Regions from separate parts of the Homo sapiens genome. Here region 1 is linked to region 2. Evidence: chromatin loops called from intact Hi-C (ENCODE). Cell type or tissue: Calu3. All regions are shown on one strand.

Evidence for each region. Hi-C counts contacts between places; a loop is a spot of excess contacts. Peaks named below come from ENCODE experiments on the same cell type or tissue, not always from the same donor. Only the 100,000 strongest peaks of a DNase experiment are listed, where the experiment ranks them.
Region 1: it touches region 2 in a loop (4-fold over the local background); 48 of 110 quality-filtered maps call a loop at or near these places.

What each region holds. Positions count from the first base shown.
Region 1 is chr9:114,268,531-114,276,530 of GRCh38, reverse strand. It overlaps COL27A1 (collagen type XXVII alpha 1 chain), which reads right to left. Exons shown (of 61, transcript NM_032888.4): 35 at 7,237-7,290; 36 at 5,750-5,803; 37 at 763-870. Among named protein-coding and RNA genes, the nearest start is that of ORM1, 51 kb to the left of the region's middle. RefSeq lists an enhancer at 5,127-5,296. In Calu3, no CTCF peak of the experiment used is centred here; a DNase peak (open chromatin) is centred at 4,580.
Region 2 is chr9:114,104,375-114,112,374 of GRCh38, reverse strand. No RefSeq gene overlaps it. Among named protein-coding and RNA genes, the nearest start is that of KIF12, 9.1 kb to the right of the region's middle. RefSeq lists a silencer at 4,247-4,336. In Calu3, a CTCF peak has its summit at 4,270 (motif pointing left); a DNase peak (open chromatin) is centred at 4,254.

The DNA of each region.
Region 1 (8,000 bases), 160 kb before region 2:
CAGGTTCAAGTGATTCTCCTGCCTCAGCCTCCTGAGTAACTGAGACTATAGGCATGCGCCACCATGCCTGACTAATTTTACATTTTTAGTAGAGACGGGGTTTCACCATGTTGGCCAGGCTGGTCTCCAACTCCTGACCTCAAGTGATCCACCCGCCTTGGCTGCCCAAAGTGCTGGGATTACAGGCGTGAGCCACCGCACCTGGCCAAGGCACTGTTAAAGACGTAAATGAAGGCCAGAAAAGGTCTTGGTCTTCATGGAGCCAAGACATACACTGAAGGTTATGCATGTCCCTGAGGGCTCATGGCCCAGCCTGGGGGCAGGAATGGCTTTTTGGAGCAGGTGATGTCTATGGTGATACCTGAAGGCCAAATAGAACTTAAGCAGGTGACAGGGGAGTGAAGAAGGGAGAGTGTCCTAGACAGAGCACATGCAAAGGCCCAGGGGTAAGGGCCACAGCTTGTCCAAGAAACTGAAAAAAGTTTAGTGTGTCTGGATATGGGGGATGGATGAGATGAGGTCGGCAGGGACCAGGTTTGCACAGGGCAGGGCAGCCAGGAGGATGAGTAACCGAGGTTGTTCTCCAGAGCCATGGAGCATTGAGCAGATTGGTTCTCTGGCAAACTGCCAGGTGGAGAAAGGACCACAGCAGAAGATCCTTCAGTGGCACGACCAAAAGCCCTCCCGCCCAGCCGCCTGCACAGGCATGAGAGTTCAGGGTACCCCAGAGCTCCAGGCGCTGCAAGGGGCCTGCACACTCACCCGGACACCAGTGACGCCAGGGGGGCCGGGGGGCCCGTCCTCACCCATCAGCCCTTCCTGGCCTTTCTCGCCATGTTCTCCATCAGGCCCTGGGTCTCCCCTGTCCCCCTGGGTGGCAGGGCATGAAGAGGGGAGAGAGAGAGAGAATAAGTTAGTTGCCAAGTGCATCAGAGGCCCCAAATCTCAGGGCTCCATTCAGGCATCCACAGCCAACTGGTCCCTAGATTCTCGATAGTTCCCTCTGCAGCCAAAAAGGCAGGGTGCTGTGACTCGGCTGCCAAGCCCAGTGTAGCTCTAAGCTTGCACAAGGATGCATCCCAGACGTAGAGGCTCCCATGTGTCCCTGCCTGGGCCTGGGCTGCGAAGGGCAGAGTGACTCAGAGATAAGCCGGGGTCCTGACTGCACCCACCCCATGGAGTTCACAGGAGACAAGGGCAATTTCTCTCCAACTTAGACACATTGGGAGAACAAGAGTCTTATGAAGCAGATTTTTTTTTTTTATTTTTTAGACAGAGTCTCACTCTCTCCCAGGCTGGAGTGCAGAGGCGCAATTATAGGTCACCGCAGCCTCGACCTCCTGGGCTCAAGCAATCCTCCTGCCTCAGCCTCCCAAGTAGCTGGGACTACAGGCACATGCCACCATGCCCAGCTAATTGAAAAAAAATTTCTTTTTTTGTAGAAATGGGGTCTTGCTACAAGAGAGCTTGAGCCCAGCAGTTGGAGACCATTGACCAGGCTGGTCTCCAACTGCTGGGCTCAAGCAATTCTCCCACCTCAGCTTCCCAAAGTGCTGGGATTACAGGTATGAGCTGCTGCAACTAGCTGAAAGAAATTTTCATCAAGAAAGAAAATTCACCCAATTCTCCTTCTCAGAACCACTCTTTCCATTTTTCTGAGTTGTATTTTCAATCCTCGATGACAAAAACACAGTGAATAATAATAATAATAATAAATGGTAGGTAACAGTTTGGATGGTATGTACCAGGCTCAGGGCAGTGAAGCAACTCTCCCAAGGCAATGAATCGGACAGCAGTAAACTAAGCTCTAAAGGCACAATCCCACTGGACTGCTGGTCTCCATCTTTGTTTGTTATAGTTACTGCTTTGCTCTATGGTGAACGTGCCCTCCTATCGCTCTGGGCTCTGCATGGCGATCATTCTTATTGGCTGCAGAATACTTTCTCTGGGGAGTGGATGGAGCTAACATTTATATAGCACTAACCATGTCAGGACCATAGTCTGAGTCCTTTAACATCTATTAACTGACTTAATCCCCACAAAAGCTTTCTAAGGCTGGTCCGCTTTTAGTCCCATTTTACAGAAGAGGAAACTGAGGCAGAGCTAAATCAAGTGGTCTGGCCCAGAGGCCCACAACTGGCTAGCGGTGGAGCTGGACTTTGAAGCAGGATCCTGAGCGTATCCTCTTTACAGTGATAGGGCTGTAACCAAGGTCTTCTTGGGGCTTCGGACCTTTGGGGCACCTGAGGTTATTTCCTTGGAAAGGCAACCCTTGGCATGGGCTTTTTTTTTTTTTTTTTAGACGGATCTCATTCTGTTGCCCAGGCTGGAGTGCAGTGGCATGATCTCAACTCACTGCAACCTCCACCTCCCAGGTTCAAGTGCCCCCGCCTCCCAACTAGCTGGGACTGCAGGCACGCGCCACCATGCCTGGCTAATTTTTGTATTTTTAGTAGAGACAGGGTTTCACCATGTTGGCTAGGCTGGTCTCGAACTCCTGACCTCAGATGATCCACTCACTTTGGCCTTCCAAAGTGCTGGGATTACAGGTGTGAGCCACTGCACCAGGCTGGCATGGGCTTTTTATGGTTTTGAAGCAATCAGTGTCACTCTAAGCTTGCCTTATCTCATCACGGTAATCTTTGCGTACTCTGAGAGAGATTGGGGGCAGGTGGGGTTCCAGGATGGGGCATGCAGGATTCCAGGATGGGGCGTGGGCTGTCACCCTCATCACCGTGAGCAGAGCAGGTGTGGAGTGCAGCACGGGCATGGCTGCTGAGGGGCGGCGTCCATCAGGAAGGGATGGGCGAGAAGAGCAGGCTTGGAAAAGCATAGTGTGTCTTTACCAGTTCTGTCCCCCAGTGCCAAGGTTTACGAGGGACACTGATAAACTGGTGTGCATCCAGAGGAGAGAGAGCACAGGAAGCAGAGGGCATGAAGCTGGAGCCTGGGGCTTGGCCCTGCCTAGAAGAGAGGCTCAAGAAAGCAACTCATGATTGCTCATTGCTTCAAGCTGGGCCTGCTGAGGCCTGAGCTCTGGGGCAGGAGGTGGGTGTGAGGGAGTTGCTGGGGCAGTTTCTAGTTCAGTTGGGAAGATTTTCCAATGGAGCGGTCCAGAGATGGCACAGATAAAGGCAGAAGACTCCGAGCTGAGGCGTGGGCCAATGTAGAGCAGATCTGGGCACAAAGTTGTGCCCGGATCCCTTCCTGCTGGGAGCCTCAGCTTCTAAGCACAGCCTGGCATGAAGACAGGGGGCTGGCCTGAATAACTCTCCTGCAGACTCCTCTGGCTCTGGGATTCCATTTCTGGCTTGTCGTCCTGGCCACCTGTTCTCCTCTCAGAGGCAGACAGCCTGTTCCAGGTGGCTAGTCGGGTTTTCAACAAAGGGCCCTCACCTGGGCTCTGCCTAAGACCACACTCCAGGGGCTAACTGGACCCCTGGGGTGGGCGTCCTTGTGAATCTCATGCAGAACAGTCTCTGGGGGTTCCTAGAGATGCCCCAAATCCTCAGACATCTGCCAGTGCTCAGAGGAGCCTTGCAAGTCACCTTCCTTAACCCTCTTCAGTTACAGATGGGACAACTGAAGTGCAGACAGGTGGAGACTCCCTAATACCACCGAGTGAGTCAGTGCTGTGTGAACCTGGGGTTCTGGCTCCTTCTAATTCCAAGATTCTCTGCTCAGGGGACGATGCCTCCCTCAACCCTCGGGTTATGCTGCCTAAGTTCAAATCTTGCTACCGCTACTGAATAGTTGTGTGACCCTGGGCAAGTTTCCTCGTTTGTAAAATCAGGATCAAAGGATTACTGCAAGGATTGAAAGAGATAAACCATGTAAATAGCTTAGCAGTGTGTCTGGCATGTGAATGCTGGATAAAAGCTAACTATTATTGGTCACCACCACCATCATCACTGTCAGCTGGACATCAGCGAAGAGATAACGGGTGTAAAAGCACTCTATAAACTATGAAGTGCTGTGCATATTCGAGACGCAGTTTTCACCATGAGGGGTGATTCCTGGACAAACACCTTAAGAAAATGGGTCTCTCCTGGGATTCATGTAAAGACCAGGGAAGATGCTGTGCATTTGAGCACAAGGACTCAGGTAGAATTGGCTTTGAAGGGAGGGGAAGAGGATGAAGTCAGGGCCAAAAAGCCATGCAAGGTGGAGGCAGAAGACTGCATGAGGCACCCAGGCTGGAAGACCCCCTCCCGCCCACCTCAGTGGACTTTCCAAGAAGAAAGGTGGCCGCCCAGAGTGGAGTGAGAAGGCTGCTGCTTCGTGCCTCAGTTTCCTCATCCGTCTAGTGAGGATGGTAATGTATCAAGCTTGGGAGAGTTGCTGGGAACATTAATTATTAAATGGGTTAATTCACATAAAGCCCTTTGGGTGGGTGGCACTGGGCACATGGCAAGTGCCCAAAGCATTTTAGCCATGACCTTCATCAGCATCACCACCCAGTGTAGCAGGCACTGGCAAAGGGTGTGGAGCAGCTGTCAAATGCTCCGGGTCTTGGGACTCGGCTGTACGCTTGGATGCAGCAGGGTTGGGGGAGAGGAGTCAGGCAGATGACAGACAGGGGGTGCTCTCGCTCTTGCAAGAAAATGTGAGGAGTCAGCAGGGGCCGGTCGCCAAGGCACCCTGGGAGACTGTGGGGAGGGGGTAACGAGGGTGGGCGGAAGCCTGTGGATGGGGAAACTGAGGTTCAGAGAAGGGGTCTGCTTCTCTGAGGTCACCTGGAGAGTAGGTGGGCGAGAGGGCATGGCCCTTAGGAACCTGGGCTGGGGAGCTGACTTGCACAGGGTGACCGGCCAGCCTCGGGGAAAGCCCACCTGTGGGGTCAGAGCGGGGCCCAAGACGGAGGCCAGGGACTGGCCTGGAGATGGGTCTGGAGAGTCAGAGGGAGGTGCCCGCCTGCCCACCTGCAATTCAGGTGAGCTAAGGTGTCTCTTCAGAGTCCTGACATTTGTGGCTGACAGGAGTCTCTCAGGGAGCAGCAGGGTCAAGTTGGGCCAGCAGGCTTTGGCACCTGTGAGCCGTGGGTTTGAATTTTGGATCCTCACTCATAGCCATAGGTCCTGAATGTATCTATGCCTTCCTCTGAGCCTCAGCCTCTTCGCCTTTAGAATGGGTGCATGGTACAGCAGAGTGAGCAGAGGCTTTGGAGCCAAACGGGCCCAGATTTGGGTCCTGGATGTGCCAGTTGCTAGCGGTGTGTCCTTGGGCAAGTTGCTTCACCACTCTGAGTCTCAGTTTCCTCATCTAAAGACAGAACTTCCGTTGTCCTATGGATCCAGCTGGTAAAGGGCTTAGCGTTGTACCTGGTATGTGTGTGACTAGTCCTCCCTAAATTGTGGCTTATAAGTCATTGGTGGTAATTATTATTTTCCTGACCTTCTAGAATATTTGGAAGATAACAGAGACCAAAGACTCTGGCTCTGGGCCTGGCGTAGTGCCGGTGCTCAGGAATCACCCTTAGCCAAGAGAAGCTGATATTTTAAGAAGGGTAGCAGGAAAGACTGGAAGGTGGTGATGGCCCTGGTCCCACCTGAGCAGGTAGTGCAGAGGGCAGGGTGGGAGGTGGCTGCTGGACACTGCTGACCCTTCCCCAAGCTGCTGTCAATGGGAGCTGGAGCTGTCATCTCAGATCTCTATGGGAACACAGTGTTTCTGGGAGGAGACTTAGGTCTTGGATGGGAAAGCAATGCCCTGCCGGGGTCCCCAGGCCCTGCCCTAAAAGGGCACTTACCTTCAGCCCATCAGGTCCCATGGGGCCACTGTCACCCTCAAGGCCTGGCTCTCCCTGGAAAAGGTGATGGAGAAAGAGGAGGAGATGTTACTGGGGAGGAGGCCCCGGTGTGCTTTTCCTCTCTTCCCCCTCCCTGGGGCAGGACCCTGACCCATGGATCTCCAGGCAGTGGGACCCTGGGGGCCCTGGCACACAGTGGGTGCATGGTAGCCAGGGGCTGAGTTAGCAAATGAACAGGAAGGTTGAGGTGCCCACCCTCAGCTCTCCAGAAAAGGGGAGCAGACCCCCAAGCTACCGACAGCTCCCTCTGCAGGGTGACGTGGGGTGGGGGCTACATGAGGTCACGAATTTAGAAGGTGCTTGTCATGGATTTGTCCTGAACATCATCTCTAGGCTGGTTGGCTGGGCTGCAGAGTGGCCTAGTAGTTAAAGACAGGCTTTGACATCAGCCAGACGTCAATGCTACTTCTTGGTTTCTCATTCACTGGCTGTTTGACCGCAAGCAAACTACTTAGGTCTCATTGGCATCTGTTTTTTTATCTGAAAAATGGGGCTGACACCACCTTCTTCAAGGGTTGCTGTAAGGCATGGTGTAAGCGCCCCATACCTGGCAACCATGTGAGATACTATTACTGGAGCTGGAGTAAGCCTGCATGGAACTCCTTGGTGGAATCCTACTTCTCAGATGAGGAAAGGGAGGCCAGTCTTTCGACTTTTCTTCCCAGCAAGCTCGGGAATGACAGCAAGAACAGAGTCCCTGGCTGAACCTCAACCAGGCTTGCCCTTCCAGCTCTAGAGACGCCCCTGGACAACAGTTCTTGAAATGGCCATCAAATTAAGTTTGGGTCTCTCTCTGCTTTTAGAATTCATCGCTGTTCAGAGTCTGAGCTGGAAAGGGCCTCAGGGGCCGTCAGGTGCAGGATGGCAACGATGTGCCAGTTGGGTGGTCCATGCTCCTCTTGTACCCATGGCAGGTATCACTTATCAACCCGCTGGAATGCAAGCTCCAGAGACAGGCCTCCGTTACTCACTGCTGTGCTCCTTGTGCCTCGAGAAAAGTGCTCGACACACAGTGGGCATAGGATGCGTGCTCATCATTCTCTTTACTGCCGAGACTCGACTGAACCTCAACATCCTTCTTCTTCTTTTTTTTTTTTTTTTTTTTTTGAGATGGAGTCTTCCTCTGTCACCCGGGCTGGAGTGCAGTGGCATGATCTTGGCTCACCACAACCTCCAACTCCTGGGTCCAAGCGATTCTCCTGCCTCAGCCCCCCGAGTAGCTGGGACTACAGACCACAAAATGCCTTTCTCTACACTGTGGAAATGCTGGCCTACCAAGAGAGACTGGGCGAGGCTGTAGACATTCATAGTCTATTTCTGTAACTGAGGAAACTGAGGCTTAGGGAGATTGAGAAAAGCCGGTCTCTTCCCCTGCGGCACCCACACACCCTGGGGGCTTTCAGGAAGAATAAATTGCTTCAACTTACCCGTTGCCCAATGAGGCCCTGCTCCCCAGGAGTGCCCAGGGGTCCAAGGTCACCCTAGGAGAAGCCGAACAAAAGTCCTTGCGGGTGGGTAGGGCCAGCCCCAGCTCTCGACACCCCTTCCTGTTTCCACCAGCTCTGACTTTGGGGTGTGGGAGGAGGAGCTGGGGAAGGTCCTTCTTCCCAGGGACCACAGAGAAATCGTAAAACACCAACCAGAGCTCCTGTTCCAAGTAAGCCTTGTCCACGGACTTCTTCTCCCACGCCAGGACAGGAGGACAATTAGCACCAACACCATCATCCTATTAATAACTAACTGTACTGTTCTGTACTGTTCTAAGGACTTTTTTTGTTTGTTTTTTGAAACAGGGTCTCATTCTGTCGCCCAGACTGGAGTGCAGTGGGGTAATCACAGCTCACTGCAGCCTTGATCTCCCAGGCTCAAGTGATCCTCCCACCTTAGCCTCTCAAGTAGCTGGGACCACAGGCATGCGCCACCATGCCCGGCAGATTTTTAAATTTTTTGTAGAGATGGGGTCTCACTACGTTGCCCAGGCTGAGGACATCAGTTTTTATATTAACATATCTGACTTTCAAGACAGCCCTGCAAGGAAAGGCATTATTTTAGAGGTGAAGCATCAGAGGCATTGGGGGAGTTCGGTAAGGAGCCCAAGCTCTCGTGAGACTATTCAGTGACAGATTCATGATCCGAACCTGGGCAGTCTGGTTCCAGGAGCCTTGGATGCAGCAATGGCAATTATGTGACT
Region 2 (8,000 bases):
TGCCTGTAATCCCAGTACTTTGGGGGGCCAAGGTGGGTGGATCACTTGAGCCCAGGAGTTGCAGACTGGCCTGGGCAAGACAGCAAAACCCTGTTTCTACAAAAAATACAAAAATTAGCTGGGCATGGTGGCACACGCCTGTAGTCCCAGATACTTGGGAGGCTGAGGTGGGAGAATCACTTGAGCCCAGGAGGTTGAGGCTGTAGTACGCCATGATTGCACCACTGCACTTTAGCCTGGGCATAAGACCGAGACCCTATCTCAAAAAAAAAAAAAAATGCCCACAGGACCCAGGAAATTACTCTATCAGAAGCTATCCCAATACATATGCTGGGTTAATGACTTTGGACATCAAGAAAAGCGAAAAGCCAAGGTTGTCAATCCTGGCTGTGCATTAGAGTCACCTGGAGTGGGCTGGGCGTGGCGGCTCACACCTGTAATCCTAGCACAGTGTTCTGGGCATTGGGATGTGATCCTCACACTCAAAAAGCTCATTGGCTCTCACCTGTAATCCCAGCACTTTAAGAGGCTGAGGCCAGTGGATCACCTGAGGTCAGGAGTTCAAGACCAGCCTGACCAACATGATGAAACCCTATCCCTACTAAAAATACAAAAATTTAGCCGGGCATGGTGATGCATGCCTGTAATCCCAGCTACTTGGGAGGCTGAGGCAGGAGAATCACTTGAACCCAAGAGGCAGAGGTTGCAGTGAGCCAAGATTGTGCCATTGCACTCTAGCCTGGGCAACAGAGTGAGACTCTGTCAAAAAGAAAGAAAGGGAGAGAGAAAGAGAGAAAGGAAACAAAAAAGAAAGAAAGAGAGACAGAGAGACGAAAGAAAGAAAGAAAGAAAGAAAGAAAGAAAGAAAGAAAGAAAGAAGCTGGCTGTGGTGGCTCACACCTGTAATCCCAGCACTTTGGGAGGCCGAGGCGGGTGGATCATGAGGTCAGGAGTTCAAGATCAGCCTGGACAACATGGCGAAACCCCGTCTCTACTAAAAACTACAAAAATTAGCTGGGCGTGGTGGCACGCACCTGTGGTTCCGGCTACTCAGGAGGCTGAGGCAGAAGAATCGCTTGAACCTGGGAGGTGGAGGTTGCAGTGAGCCGCAATTGTGTAACTGCACTCCAGCCTGGGCAACAGGGCAAGACTCTGTCAAAAAAGAAAGCAAGAAAGAGAGAGAGAGAGAGAAAGAAAGAAAGAAAGAGAGAGAGAGAGAAAGAAAAAGAAAGAGACAGAAAGAAAGAAAAAGGAAGGAAGAAGGAAGGAAAGAAAGAAAGAAGGAAAGAAAGAAAGAAAGAAAGGAAAGAAAGAAAGAAAGAAGGGAATCACCTGGAGTGGTTAAAAAATGCACATGCCCCTACCCCACCTCAATTAATGAGACTCTCTGTGGCTGGGGCTAGGGTATCCAGGTGATTCTGACACCAGGGTAGAGATCCACTGGCTTAAAGCATCACTCAGGGTCTCCCAGTGAAGAAGGCAGGGCAGTGTGCAAGATGGTATGGAAACATGTTTCAACAGAGATGGTTAAACTAAGGCAAGTTGTCTATTTAAAAGTTCAACTTCAGTTATCCAAGAAGTTCAGCTTTGCAAAACAGATCAAGGAAGCAGGCTGCAGAAAGGAGAGGATGGAAGCTAGGGACTGGCAAGAGAAAGATCCCCGCTCTGCCACTTGCCTACCTGCCCAAAGTGGTTCTGGACTTAGGGCAAGTTACTGAACATCTCTGAGCCCGTTTCCTCATCTGTAAAATGAGGACAATCATGGTGTCAGGCCCAGACTTTGACTATTAGTTAAAATGAAGTAAAGAAGTGCCCATTGTTCAATAAATATTAATTCCCATCCTCTGACCCAGAAGGTTCCAGATACATGAAGGCATCATTGTGCAAGAGATGGACTTTAATGGCCCTTGACATTTTTACATAGTGACTTACCATTTTTAGAGGAAAATATCCAGTTCATAGGTAAGTCATTCCCGGGCGAATGGTAGGCAGACATTGACTCAGGGGAAAGCTATGTATATTCCTAGAAGAAGAGCTAGATCCTGGAAATGACAGGGAGTTTCAACAACCCTGGAGTCTTTTGATTTCCCAACCATCCATAGAGGCTTGTCTTTACTAAAAGACAAAACCAGGCTTTAGGATGTTTCATTTCCTCTTGTTGGACCATCATCCCATCACCAAACAGACATTTAGAGGATGCGGCTCTGCATCAGGCCCTGTTCTGGGCATTGGGATGTGATCCTCACGCTCAAAAAGCTCATTGGCTCATGCCTGTAATCCCAGCACTTTAAGAGGCTGAGGCGAGTGGATTACCTGAGGTCAGGAGTTCAAGACCAGCCTGACCAACATGATGAAACACTGTTTCTACTAAAAGTACAAAAAATTAGCCGGGCATGGTGGTGGATGCCTGTAATCCCAGCTACTTGGGAGGCTGAGGCAGAAGAATCACTTGAACCCAAGAGGCGGAGGTTGTAGTGAGCCAAAATCACGCCATTGCACTCTAGCCTAGGCAATAGAGTGAGACTTTGTCTCAAGAAAAAGAAAGAAAGAAAGGAAAAAAAAAAAAAAGCTCCTCGTCTAGTGGAAAGCCTGACTTTAGTATCCTCTGGGGTGGGGGTGGCGGGGGCAGGCAGTTAGAGGAAAGAGTGGTGGCCCAGGGGCACCAATGGGTTTCTATGGCTCTCCATCTCTCCCTAGAGTCTCGGCTCTCCCACGAATGCAACTGCTGCCCCAGCCTGTACTGGCCTCCTTTCGTTTTCCCATCTGTAAAATGCAGTAGTGAGCCAGACAGAAGTGAATTCAATGATCTCTGCATGGAGAATTTTGGGAAATGTAATGAGTCCTATGGCCTCCACTCATGTTTTAATTATAGATGGACAGCAAGCTCTGTTGGCAAAAATTTCACAACAGGCCCTGGACCCATCTGGCTTTTCCTCTGCGTGGGGTACAAGTGGAGCAATGATAGATGATTGTCATGTGATATAAGAAGAACCTCCTTCCTCACAGACCTTCTTTCTCATCTCCGCTCCACCTCAGTACTGTGCCACGCTGCCTTGCAGGGTGAGCCCCAGACTGGGCTCTGCCTCTTCCCACCAAGACTTCAGTCTCTAGCTGAAAAATGGCCATAAGCCCTCCTGTGTAATGTGCTGCTGGGGTGCTGGAAAGAGCAGAGAGCAGCGACACGGGGGCTCACCTGGGCCTAGTAGAGCCTGGCCTCCACCCTCTGGGGATTCTAGATTTGCATCGGACAGTTTGGTCTGAGAGGCCAGCTTGGCCCAAGCGAGAAGAATGTCACCCTGTTTCTGGGTGCATTTGAGAGCAGCTTTGTGACAGGAGCTGATGATCTCCATGACAAATGAGTCCCTAAATGAATCCTCGCATCATGGAGTTGAGTGTTTTTTGTTAGCCCCCAGAGGAAGGGAGGGAAGAGAGATGGAGGCTGAGGAAGGACACAGAGAAGCGCCCAGCAGGCCTCTCACCAGCACCCCTGCCTCCTTCCTGGCTCCTTTCTTTCCTTCCACCCATGTTTGCTAAGCTCCCAGTGTGTGCTGGGCCCTGCGCTGGCTCATAGACCTCAGGGATGAAGCATCCACAGTCTCTGCTGCCCAGCAGACAGGAAGAGAGAAGCCCAGTGTGATCAGTGCTGCAACGGAGGGGAGCCCGGGAGACTGTGGGGACTCAGAGGCGGGCTCTGACCTGTCCTGGCGGGTAGGGGGTGGCAGGGAAGGCGTTCTAGGGAAAGCTTGCAGGACGAGTCCACCCAGTGGAAGACAGCACTCCTGAAAGAGGGAGAACCACCGGCACAAGCAGAGGATGGAAGCAAAGCTTTGGGGACTGGAGCGCGGGAGGTAGGGGTGCAGGGTGGTGGAGACCACAGCCGGAGGGATCAGCAGGAGCAAGAGCCCAAATGGCCTCGAGTCCCAAGCTGGGAGCTCAGACACTCTTCAGAGGCCCGAGAGTAAGCCAGGGCAGGGTTTTTCCAGGGAAGGATGGCTGGGCTAACTGGAGGAGAGTGGATTGAAGAGGATGGACCGGGGGGCAGGGGGTTGGTGGGAGGGCCCCCTGATTACTCGTGTTGCTTTCTTCACTCTCTCGGAGAGTGCATCTTGAGGGCCTGCTCGTCTCTCACCACGCATCAGCTGGTCAGCCCCTCCTGGGGCTGGGCACTGGCTCAGGAGCGAGCTGCAAAGCGCAGGCCTGCACTCCACAAAGCTTCCTTTGTGATGAACCCGGGTCGCAGGGGCATGGTGCTCTGCTGCCCTCTAGCGAGGGCTGGGTATGCGCCCTGCGGGGCCCAGCCGGCTGCTAAGGTCCCTGCAGGCCTTCCATCTGTCCTATCCTCAATCGCGTCAGGAGAAGTGGAGACTTACTGCTCCTGAGGAAGGAATGCAGTCTGCAGACAAAAACAGGGTGAAGAGGAGAGGGGGTACACAGAGGAACTCAGCCCTAGCTGTGGGAACAGGGAGCACCGTGGTCAATGGGGGTGCCGCTGGCTGGGAGCCCAGTTTAACAGCTTTAGTTTCCTGGAATGAATAAGCCCAGACTCCGAAGGATGGAAGCGTGGTAATAGTGATGATGGTGGTGGTCACGGTAGAGATTTTGATGATGCTGGTGACAGTGGTTGCAGTGACCAAATGACTATGGCGTCTGCTGGTTACATAGGTATTGGTGGTGATGGTTGAGTTTTGGTAATGGTGGTGATGGCGTTATGGTGATAGTGGTGGTAATGATGAGGATGATGGAAGTAGAAACAGTGGTGGTGGTGATGAAGGAGGTGGCTAAACAGCTACTATGAACAGTCTCATATATGTCTTTTTTTCTTTTCTTTTTTCTTTTTTTAGACTGGATCTCACTCTGTTGCCTAGGCTGGAGTGCGGTGGTACCATCTCGGTTCACGGCAGCCTCAACGTCTGGGCTCAAGTGGTCTTCCCACTTCAGCCTCCTCACCCAGCTAATTTTTGTAATTTTTGTAGAGATGGGGTTTCACCGTGTTGCCCAGGCTGGTCTTGAACTCCTGGCTCAAGTGATCCTCCTGCCTCAGCCACCAAAAGTGCCGGGATTACAGATGAGAAGCACCATGCCCAGTCTCATATATGTCTTTTGTTGGATATTTGAACTCATTTCTCTTAGGCAGAGACCTAAGTGGAATTGCTAGATCATGGGATAGGGATTTGTTTAGCTTTAGTAGATACTGCAAAATTGTTTTCTGAAAATGGTTCACAAACAGTACTGCCTGTCTTTTTAATTGTATTCATTTCATTCTGGTATGTGTGTACTTGTATCTCACTATGGTTTTCATTTAATTTCCCTGGTGACTAATTATGTTGGGCAATTTTCATATGTTTATTAAATATTTGGATATCATATTTTGCAAAATGCCAGTTCAAATCTTTTGGTCAGTTTTAAGTTGAGTTGTTAGTCTTTTTCTTACTGGCTTGTAGAAGCTCTGTATATATTCTGGATAGAAGTCCTTTGTCAGATATGTGTATTGCAAATAACTTTTCCCAGTCTGGTTTGCTTTTTTACCTCTTAAATGCAATCTTCTGATGAACAGTTTTTCATTTCAATGTGGTCCAATACATCAATAGTTTTTATGTTTAGTGCTTTTTTGTGACTTGTTTAGGAAACTTTTGTCTACTGTCAATGTCAGGAAGATATTATCTAGATTTTCTTCTAAATGTAGATCCATCATTAATTTTAAATTAATATTGTGAATGATGTAAGGTATGAAATCAAGGATTTTTTTCTTTCCCTAAATGGATATCCAATTAATCCAGCCCAATTGATTGAAAAGAACAATATTCTCACAACTGAGGGCAGCGCTTCCTTTGTCATAAATCAAGTGATGCATATGGATGGATGCGTTGCTGGAGGCTGTTCTGTTCCATTTGCTGGTCTTTGCACCAATACCACACTGTCTTGATTATTGTAGCTTTACATTAAGTCTTGGTATCTGGTAGTATAAGTCCTCCAACTTTGCTCTTCTCCATTATTATCTTGGCTATTGTAGTCTTTCGCATTTTCATATAAATTTTAGAATCAGCTTGTCAATTTTCATTTTTAAAAGTTCCTGCTGGGATATTGATTGGGACTGCATTGAATCTACATATGTCAGTTGCAGAAAAGTAACATCTTCACAATACTCTATCTTCTAATTCATAAACATAGTAATTATCTCCTTTTATTCAGGTCTTCCTAAATAACAGCAATGTTTTGCTATTTTCACATTTTATTTCAAATGCCTTTTATTAAATTTATCTCTAAGACATTGTGTTTTTTGATGCTGCTCTAAATGTTAAAATTTTAATTTCCAATTGTGTATTTTATATGTAATTAGCAAGTAATATATAATATATGCATATTGACATTGTATCAGAGACTTTGGAGATTCTTAAGAATTTTCTATATACCTATACATCTGTGTATGTATGTATGCTGTGAAAAATGACAGTCTTATTAACTTAATTCTTTCTTTCCAGTTTCTACATACATTGCTGCCTTACTGTACTAGGATGATGGTAAGAGAAGAGGAAGTTATTTTTATTATTAAATATGATGTTACCTGTAAGCTTTTTTTGGTAAAGAACCTTTATTCAATTAATAAATTTCCATCGTATTTCTAGTTTGTTGAAAGCTTTTATTTTTATCATAAGCAAGTGTTAAATTTTACCAAATGTCTTTTCTGTATTTATTGAGATGACCATTTGATTTTCTCCTTTATTCTATCAATGTGTTGAATTACACTGATTGACTTTCAAATGTTCAAGCAACTTTTGAGTTACTGGACTAAATCCACATGTATTACGCATTTTCTGTATTGCTGAAATGATTGGCCAGTAATTATTTGGAATCTTAACAATTGTGCTCAGGAGAACTAATGGCCGGCAGTTTTCTTTTCTTATTATGTCATTGTAAGGATCAGATATCAGGGTTAGGCTGGCCTCATTTTTTTAAAAATGAATTTGGAAATTCTCCCTCTGGCTCTGTTGATGACATTTTGTCTAAGATTCATTTCATTACTTCCTTAAGTGTTTGGAAGATTCCCCGGTGAAGCCATCCATGCTAAGTGTTTCCTTTGCGGGGAGGTTTTTAATTACAAATTCAACTTGTTTAACAGATATAAAACGATTCAGATATCCTACTCTTTTCTCTTATGCATTTTAGGAGATTGAGATTTTTAAGTGATTTGTTCATGAATTCACAAACATGGTCAAGTTCAGGTTTATTGACATAAAGTTACTCATAATATCCTCTTATTATTCTTTTAATATCTGTAGGATCGGTAGGAAAGTCCCTTTTTTATTTCTGATATTTGTACTTGGCATTTTCTCTTTTTATTTTCTTTCTTAGTTTGTTAAGCATTTATACAAGTTATTGATCTCATCAAAGAAACAAGTTTTGGCTATTGTATGTCAGCTATGGGTTTCATTCATTTCTGCTATTAGCTGCATAATTTCTTTCCCTCTTTGTTTAGGTGTAATGTGCTATTCTTTTTCTGGTTTTCTAAGATGGAAACTTCAGTGACTGATTTTTCAATCTTTTTTTTCTTTTCTAATATAAGCAGAGCTTATGCATTTCTTCTCAGCGTTGCTTAACTACATAGTTTACTTCCCTTATTGTTAATTTCAAAATATTTTCTAATAACCATCATGATTTATTCTTTGATCCAGAGGTCATTTAGAAGTATTTTTGTTGGATTTCCAATTATTTGGCAGCGGGGGAGGGGGGCGGATTTTCTAGTTACCTTTCCCTCACTGATTCTAGGTTGATTCCTCTATGGTCAGAGAACATACTCAATATTATTTCGATCACTCGAAATTGTTGAGGCTGGCTTTACAGCCCAACATCTATTTTGGAAAATGTTTCATGTGCATTTGAACGTGTATTCTGCAATTATTGGGTATAGTATTTTGTCTATGTCATTTAGATCAAGTTGGGTAACAGTGTTGTTCAAATCTTCTATATTTTTACTAAATTTTTACCTGTTGTTCTTTAGTTAC